2 separate regions of the Homo sapiens genome follow, and region 1 is linked to region 2. Evidence: chromatin loops called from intact Hi-C (ENCODE). Cell type or tissue: B cell. All regions are shown on one strand. Each heading gives the region's core, and the rest is flanking DNA. Links, peaks and the distances in the headings are about the cores only. Region 1 has its middle 130 kb from the start of TNFRSF19. Region 2 overlaps MIPEP (mitochondrial intermediate peptidase).

Region 1 (4,396 bases), core at 142-4,141, 180 kb after region 2:
AGGTAATAGCTGGTCCATGGAGCAATCAGGATAAATCACCATTTATTGCTTATAAATCACCATTTATTGCTTAATATATCACCATTTATTGCTTAAGTTCACCATCTTATATGGGGTTAGTTCATGGTGCTCCAAAATAGTTACAATAGTAACATCAAAGATTACTGATCACCTTAACAGGTATAATATCAAGGCTAGGAGTTTGAGGCTACTGTGAGCCATGATTACACCATTGCACTCCAGCCTGGACAAACTTGAAAGATCCCATCTCTACAAAAAGATAGGAAAATTGGCTGGGTATGGTGGCACACACCTGTAGTCTCAGCTCCTGGGACGCTGATGTAGGAGGATTGCTTGAGCCCAGGAGTTCAAGGCTGCAGTAAGCTATAATCACACCACTGGACTCCAGCCTGGGCCACAGATTGAGACTCTGTCTCTAAAAAACAAACAAACCAACAAATAAACAGATATAATGTTAATAATGAAAAAGTTTAAAACATAGTAAAAATTACTAAAATGTGACACAGAGACATGAAGTGAGCCTATACTGTTGGAAAAACAGCGCTGATGGACTTGCTTGATGCAGGGTCGCCACAAACCTTCAATTTATAAAACATGCAATATCTGCAAAGCGCAATAAAAGCGAGGTGTGGCCGTCAGGTCCGTCCCAACCCAGGTTTGCTCTATGCAGCCAGAACACCTCACCCTACCCCCACCCCCACGGACGCTCATACAGTTGGGTGGATTTTCCACCCCAATGCTATGAAAACAGAAAATCCACCCCATTCTCTTCTGGCCTTTTTATTTTTGAGGAAGAATGCTCTGCAGCATTGTAGCTCTGAGAAAGAGGGAGGATTCCAGTGTTCCCATGACTCAACGTGGAGGGTTCCCATTTCCATGCCTTTCTTCTTTCACTGCTGCTCCCAGCTCCCACCTCCTGAGCTGGGCATCAGGAATCTTTTGTGTGTAAAGCACAGGAAGGACCCAGCCCAACCACAAGTGACCGGCTGGCTTTCCTGTGATTCCCTGGGCCTCAAGGCCAGTGCATTACCAATGCCGTGGGGTCTTCAGTCCAGGGGGCCTCTCCAGCCTTCCCGATGCCTCTGCCGGGTGCTTCTGCTGTATTTAGAAAAGCATTTGGTTCCTCTGATTAGGTAATGTCTGGTAAGTTCCCAAGGAAGGTTTCATTCACATTTTCAAGTTAAGGTGAACTGAGATGCTTTAAACTCAGTGAAGCCAGAGGACTTGGGGCCCAATTCCGTCCTTGGGCAGGGGTGTGAGGGAGCTCCCGTGGGCAGGCTGTCCAGCATCAGTTTAGACCCCGTCCCAGTAAGCACGATGAGCGCTGTGAAATGAGAAGGGCAGGCTGGGCTGAGGGAGGGAAGAGCAAGAGGTAGGAAGGAAAGAATGTCTCAGCCCGCACCGCCCCTGGGCGGAGGCGCATGGTGCACCCCAGCCACTCTGTCGGCCAGCCCCTCCTTCTCTGGTAGTCCCCCGATCTCCCACTCAAATGAAGATCTGCTCTCCCTCCGAGCAGGCAGGCCTGATGCTTCCAGCCCGCTGGCGGGGAGGCCTGGCGTCTCGCCCTAGAGGGGCCCATGACGCGATGGGTGGGGCCCCATTTGAAATGAAAATGTGGGGTTCCTGTTCAAAAGAGTATTAAGAGTTCCGAGGGTGACGGCAGGCCGAGCAAGAGCCCAGAGGTGCTCTGAGCACAGGCCCTATGCCACTTCCTGCCGCACAGCCTGAGCCGCCCCAACCCCCGGGGGAGGCAGGTTTGTCAGCACTCGGCCTGGACTGAATCCGGATTAAATTGCGCTCTGCAGCACAGAGGCCCCGGTCAGGCGCCCGTGGGGGCACAGGCCTGCACCTGCTGCTGATATGCACTTCGAGAGCGGGCGGGCGCGGCCTTGCCAGAGGGCTCTGGGTTTGAATGAGGAAGCAGCGCGGCGGGGCGGCCTCTGCAGGAGAAGGTGCTGGCGGCAGGGAGGGGCGCGGACGCGGCCCAGCAGCTGGCAGGGACTTCACGGGAATATCGGCCGACAGCCCTCGAAGAAGCCACAGCAGGGAGGAAATTTTCCCTCTGCCCACTTCAGGCCAAGATGGCTGGTGTCGGATGAATGCCCCGGGGTCACCTGCTGAAAAGAAAAAAACCCAATGCCCAGTCTAATCGCGCGCGCAGGGGCTCCGGGCCCTCCCGAACCCTGGCAGCCCCGCAGGGCCCTTTGTGCCCGCGGCGTGTGGAGCGCGGAGTCTCCGGGAAAAGCCCCCCCTTAGGCAATCCGGGCCATTTCCGAGGCGAAGGCTGTGGCCGGCGAGGTGCTGGCTGTCTCTGAGCCGGCGCTCCAAGGCCGACACCCCTACCTGGAGAGGGCCCTGGGCGCCCGCCGGCTGGGGACCCGGCGGGCAAGGCTCACAGGAATTCCCGCCCAGGCCTTTCTGGAGGGGGCTCAGGAGCCAAGCCTGGAGTGTCCCCAGCTGACTTTCCCTGGATGCCTCCCCAGGTGGTCCTGCCACGACAACAATCAAATGAAAACTCAAACAAAAACACCAAACCCCTTTTATTTCCTGCAAGCATTAGCGCATGTCTTTCCAAAAGGCTTGGCCTGCGATCCTGTAGGCATGGAGGCCCAGGGGTGCGTTCTCAGCCGGCGGGGCCCCTCCTAGGGGCCTGCCCTTTCCTTACCCTCCAGCCAGTGTCTCCCGACCCCGGCTCAGCAACTTCCCAAGTGGGCCGCCAAATTGCACAATGTCATATGTCCATTCCTTCATCATCTTCCCTGTTAGGCACATCCTATGTCCTCTTAATATACATTAAGGCCGGGCGCGGTGGCTCACGCCTGTAATCCCAGCACTTTGGGAGGCCGAGGCAGGCGGATCACGAGGTCAGGAGATTGAGACCATCCTGGCTAACACGGTGAAACCCCGTCTCTATTAAAAATACAAAAAATTAGCCGGGCATGGTGGCGGGCGCCTGTAGTCCCAGCTACTCGGGAGGCTGAGGCAGGAGAATGGCGTGAACCCGGGAGGCGGAGCTTGCAGTGAGCCGAGATCGCGCCACTGCACTCCAGCCTGGGCGACAGAGCAAGACTCCGTCTCAAAAAAACAAAACAAAACAAAACAAAATGTGTATATATATATATATATATACACACACATTAAAGATATGGGAAACAGATACCTATAAAATCACACCTGAGATGAAATAGATAGTAACATTTTTCCATAGTTGTTTTAGAGGTTTTTTTAAATAAAAACATTACAATTTCAGCCACTCCCCACCTCAACCCTCAACCCTTTACCCTACCTTTTCTTGGCAACTAAATCTATCCACCATCTCAGTAGCTTCTTTTTTCTTTTTCTCATCAATAATGATACCAATCCTTTTTTGGTTATGTCCTTTGTAAATATCTTCTCCCTGTTTGTGGCTTAACTTATTAATTGATACATGGTGACTCTTTTGATAGACAAGTATTAAATTTGAATGTAGTCAAATATGTTCATTTCTTATAAACTGTTCATAAGCAGTTTATATTTTTAAAGTCAAATTAAAGAAAGCTTTCTCTACCCAAGGCCAAAAAAGATACTCTCCTCTATTTTATTCTAAAAGTTTCAAGCTTTGCTTTGAACATTTAGATCTTTAATTCACAGGGAATTTATTTTTGTGCATGGTGTGAGCTAGAACTCCAAGTTTATTTAAAATGTTCACATAGAAACCAACTGTCCCAAGGTCCACTGACCTGCGGTGCTGCCTGTCACATGTCACACTTTCATGTATGGATGGCCGGTGTCTGCACTCTATGTTATATTCTTTGTCTGTTGTGCAAATATCAGAGGTGTTTGAACCAGAGCAACTTCATCTTGAATAGGGGCTGGGTAAAATGAGGCCGAGATCTACTGGGCTGCATTCCCAGACAGTTAAGGCATTCTAAGTCACAGAATGACCTAGGAGGTCAGTACAAGATACAGGTCATAAGAACCTTCCTGATAAAAACAGCTTGCAGTAAAGAAGCCAGCTAAAACCCACCAAAACCAAGATGGCGACAAGAGTGACCTCTGGTCATCCTCACTGCTACACTCACGCCAGCGCCATGAGAGTTTACAAATGCCATTGCAAGGTCAGGAAGTTACCCCATATGGCCTAAAAAGGGGAGGCATAAATAATCCACCTCTTGTTTAGCATATAATCAAGAAATAACCATAAAAATGGGCAAGCAGCAGCCCTGAGGGCTGCTTTCTATGGAGTAGCCATTCTTTATTCCTTTACTTTCCTAATAAACTTGCGTTCACTTTACGGACTCGCCCTGAATTCTTTCTTGTGCAAGACCCACTCTCTTAGGGTCTGGACCAGGACCCCTTCTGGTAACATTAACACTGTACTATCATAATTATTTCC
Region 2 (4,396 bases), core at 327-4,326:
AATTCTTCATTAATACTTCTCTGTAAAATAAAATTTGGGAGTTAGTTGTATTCTTTCCCTTCCTAATATTGTCATATCTTCTAACCAAGTCCTTGCATTGTTCCTACAGTCCTGCATCTGTCTGCATCCCAAAAGCAAATCACCTTGATTCTTATCACCAAACACCCGGGCTGTTCTAAAGGCCTCTGTCTTCCTAACAGTGATTTAACATCAACTGAGTATTTGCTACTTTAAATCATATATTTCTCATCAAATCCTCACAACAATTTTGAGCTTGGTGCTACTATTATTCCTGGCTTTTTTTAGACCAAGGCTGTAGAGGTTGTGGGACGTTATTTTGTAAGCCAGACAGACTCCAGAGCCTCCATGGCCAGCATGTCACCATCCTGCTGGTCAGTCTTCCCCGTCTGTGAACACTGGATTAGTTTTCATAAAGTATTGATTTGTTACTTTCCTGCCCAGAATCCTCCTGTGGACTTCCCATTGTCTAGTGAAGTTAACATGTAACAAAGAGCTCACACTCGTGGCTGTGCTCCGGCTGTCAGCCCCTCATACACAGTGTCCTCCCCCATGTGTTTGCTGTCCTCCTCCTAGGCCTGCTCACCAGGTTTCCCTGGCTGAAGTCCCCATGAAGGCTTCATCCTCACGCCACATTGCGAAGCTTTTATCAGTCCCCCAGGTGGAATTTTGTATTCATCCGAACGTATTTTACTTATTTCAGTCATGTGGCATTCTTCTTTACCTTTTGTTGATGATGATGCTGTTATTGTTGTGTTGCTTATCTAACTTCTAGGCTTACAAAGGATCAAGAACGTGGATCATGTTTTTTAATGCATATTAGTTTTGGACTCAGTAAAAGTATTGAGTGAATGTATGACAAATCATGATAATGCTAGCTATCATCAAGTTTGATATCTTCAGAAGGAAGGTTGCTAGTAGAGAATCCATGTGAATAGTTTTAATGTATCCTTATGAAGGGTGCTTTTGAAATTTTGCTGACAAATAGTATATGTTCAGTTTCACCAGCATAGACATTGCCGCTTTTATCTAACATATGATTACAGTGTAGCTCCTCTTTCCCCGGGAGCAGCTCCCAGGGAACCCCTCAATATTGAATATGCAACTAAAGTAAACCTGCTCAGTTTTTCCCTTGTAACTTCCATGTTTGTTCTCAGAGGTGCTCCACTAGGACAGGATATAAAGTAGACATGTTCCATTTTTCAAAAGAGAGACCATGAAATAAACCCACCAACAAAATCTATAAATCATCAAAGCCTATGTTCTTTCCAGTTGGTTTCTTATTTATTTATTATTATTATTATTTTTTGAGACAGAGTTTCACTCTTGTTTCCCAGGCTGGAGTGCAATTGGGCAATCTTGGCTCACCGCAACCTCCGCCTCCCGGGTTCAAGCGATTCTTCTGCCTCAGCCTCCTGAGTAGCTGGGATTACAGGCATGTGCCACCACGCCCAGCTAATTTTGTATTTTTGGTAGAGACGGGGTTTCTCCATGTTGGTCAGGCTGGTCTCGAACTCCCGACCTCAGGTGATCCACCTGCCTCAGCCTCCCAAAGTTCTGGGATTATAGGCGTGAGCCACTGCACCCGGCCTTAATTTTTAAGGTCTCATACAAATATAACTTATAAGTTTAAATGTAATAGAAATGTTTATTTTTAACATTATTTAATAACACAGAAATTTCATAGAATTTTTCAAGAGTTCAGATTATTGTACATTTCATTGTTACCACAGAATGATGAAGTGATATGCCTGGCAGATCATTGAAGTTGGCATGAACTCAGTTTTGATTTTTCCAGAGGTTTTATCAGTAGATAAAATCTTCAAAGTAGTTAATTTTATCACATTTTTTTTTTCAAAGTAAAAGTTTTGAAGACAATTTTGGAACTGTAATGTGATTTCAAAATCTTGTTCATCTTTTTTGTTATTCCACTTGTTACCATTAGGTGGTGATAAATGGCCATATCAAACAAAATAAGCAAAGAGAAATCTGGACTGTAAGGAAATGGGAGTCTCCTAAAACTTTTTTCCATGAAATTTGAATTTTCTATATTGAAATTCTGGGGATATTGATATATACTCAATTTTTTCAGCATCTTATCAAGCATGCCTCTACATCATCTATGTTTATCTTTAAAAAGTATATTAGTATTGTGGCTTAATCATTTTTTAGGAGCATAGAACAGTTTAGAACTTGTTAATTGCTATCTCCTCTCCCAGAAAGATTTGTGTACACTTTCACCTGAAGCCCAACATGAGCCCAGTGCGGAGCCTGTCTAGTTTTTTGGTAACCAGTAACTGAAAATTCATATGCAGAGCCTGTCTAGTTTTTGAGTAACCAATAACTGAAAATTCATCTGCAGAGCCTGTCTAGTTTTTGAGTAGCCAATAACTGAAAATTCAGCCCTTCTCCTCCAGTCAGCCTAATTATGTGGTTTCTAGTTTATATTTAATCTTAGAGCATTTATGGCAACCCCTTTGCTAATACACGTTTTCTCAGGTTATTGTGTATTACAAAGATATGACTGCAAGATTAAACCTAAGCAGATGTGTCCGCACCATCCACGTCCTCATCACTGACCATTTGAAGGCCTGGCAGGAGCAAGGACCATGTGCCACATGGCAGGGACACAGAGTAGAAGAAAGGACCATGCCCTGGGGTTCCAGTCTGCTTCTTAGACTTCACTGTATCATTCTGTAGCAGCTCAAGCACATGCAAAATCAGAACTTTATTCCCCCCTGAGACAGGGTCTCGCTTTGTTGCCCAGGTTGCAGTGGTGTGATCGTAGCTCACTGAAGCCTTACCTCCTGGGCTCAAGTGATCCTGCTGCCTCAGCCCCACATAGGGCTGGGACTGCAGGCGTGTGCTACCACACCCAAAATCAGAACTTTTAAAATGTGCTTCCCCCTTCTGGAGGCTCACTACACTTTTGCAAATAACTGTTTTTTTGTTTTTTGTTTTTTTTTGAGACAGAGTCTCCCTCTGTCTCACAGGCTGGAGTACAGTGGTGCGATCTCGGCTCATTGCAACCTCCGCCTCCTGGGTTCGAGCGATTCTCGTGCCTCAGCCTCTTGAGTAGCTGAGATTATAGGCACGTGCCACCACGCCCAGCTAATTTTTGTATTTTTAGTAGAGATGGGATTTCACCATGTTGGCCAGACTGGTCTCCAACCCCTGACCTCAAGTGATCTGCCCTCCTTGGCCTCCCAAAGTGCTGGGATTACAGGCGTGAGTCACTGCACCTGGCATGTGTTTTTCAATGTTGTTAATTTCAACAATTAGTTATATAACCTAGACATAAAATAGAACTAGAAGTTATGTAAATCTTAAAACATAGAAACATCAGAAAACCATAAGTATGATCTTTTTGTTAGAATATTAAATATCTGTTAAAAGTAAAATTAATATATTATTTATAATATAGTAACAATATATTCATTTTACTAAACTAATATTTTATTAAGTGATAATTCAACAATATATATGTTGATTTGACATATTTATATTTTGTTTATTAAATTGTGAAATATTAATTCAAAACGCCTTTAAATAACTTTTACTCCTCCTGCATACAGCGTAAAAGAGCAGTGGACCTCAATGTTAAAATCTTGGATTTGAGTAGTACATTTCTTATGGGAACCAATTTTCCCAACAAGATTGAGAAGCATCTCTTACCAGAACACATTCGTCGTAACTTTACATCTGCTGGGGATCATATCATAATTGATGGTCTCCACGCAGAATCACCAGATGACTTGGTATGTATGTTTCATTCTCTTTGTTGTTTAGGTCCCATTTGTGTGTTGCTACTGTTTTAACCCAAAATTCAGTGATAATATAATAGTATCCTTAAAAACTTTTTAGCATTACTAAGCCCTAAAAATTTAACTTGTGGAATTATTAATGCCATAAACACTTTAAAGAATGAAAATGATTTAATTACTTATATTTCATACAAGACTCCTTATTTTTAAAGTATGATTAATAACACCATTAACTGACATTCTAGACTACAGAGACTTTTAAATTCATGCAGCCTTACTTCTCCTGGTTAAGACGCTTTATAGCATAGAGATCCACGCACTGGGTAGAGGTTTGCCCCACCGTACCTCAGAACAGTACCCTAGAGCTGCAGTCAAGTATGCTATTGCATCCCATGCTATTTTATGACTCTGGAAGCTTTATGGCCTCGTGTAGACCATTGCTTTATTTTGAAAGCAGTGATCATCTGCAGATCAAGTGGTGAGCATGAGCCTGTGTTATTGTTGCATAGGACTGTGTGATGATATTTATAGCCTTCACCATTTACTTTTTAAACGTAGGTGCGAGAAGCTGCTTATAAAATTTTTCTTTATCCCAATGCTGGTCAATTGAAATG

Evidence for each region. Peaks named below come from ENCODE experiments on the same cell type or tissue, not always from the same donor. Only the 100,000 strongest peaks of a DNase experiment are listed, where the experiment ranks them.
Region 1: it touches region 2 in a loop (3-fold over the local background); 9 of 110 quality-filtered maps call a loop at or near these places.

Annotation. Positions count from the first base shown.
Region 1 is chr13:23,693,370-23,697,765 of GRCh38, reverse strand. No RefSeq gene overlaps it. Among named protein-coding and RNA genes, the nearest start is that of TNFRSF19, 130 kb to the right of the region's middle. RefSeq lists an enhancer at 1,449-2,022. In B cell, for the core only: no CTCF peak of the experiment used is centred there; a DNase peak (open chromatin) is centred at 1,815; H3K4me3 peaks cover 914 bases; H3K27ac peaks cover 1,221 bases.
Region 2 is chr13:23,869,393-23,873,788 of GRCh38, reverse strand. It overlaps MIPEP (mitochondrial intermediate peptidase), which reads left to right. Exons shown (of 19, transcript NM_005932.4): 6 at 3,594-3,776; 7 at 4,341-4,396. Among named protein-coding and RNA genes, the nearest start is that of PCOTH, 17 kb to the left of the region's middle. In B cell, for the core only: CTCF peaks have their summits at 1,743 and 1,950; DNase peaks (open chromatin) are centred at 1,968 and 2,818.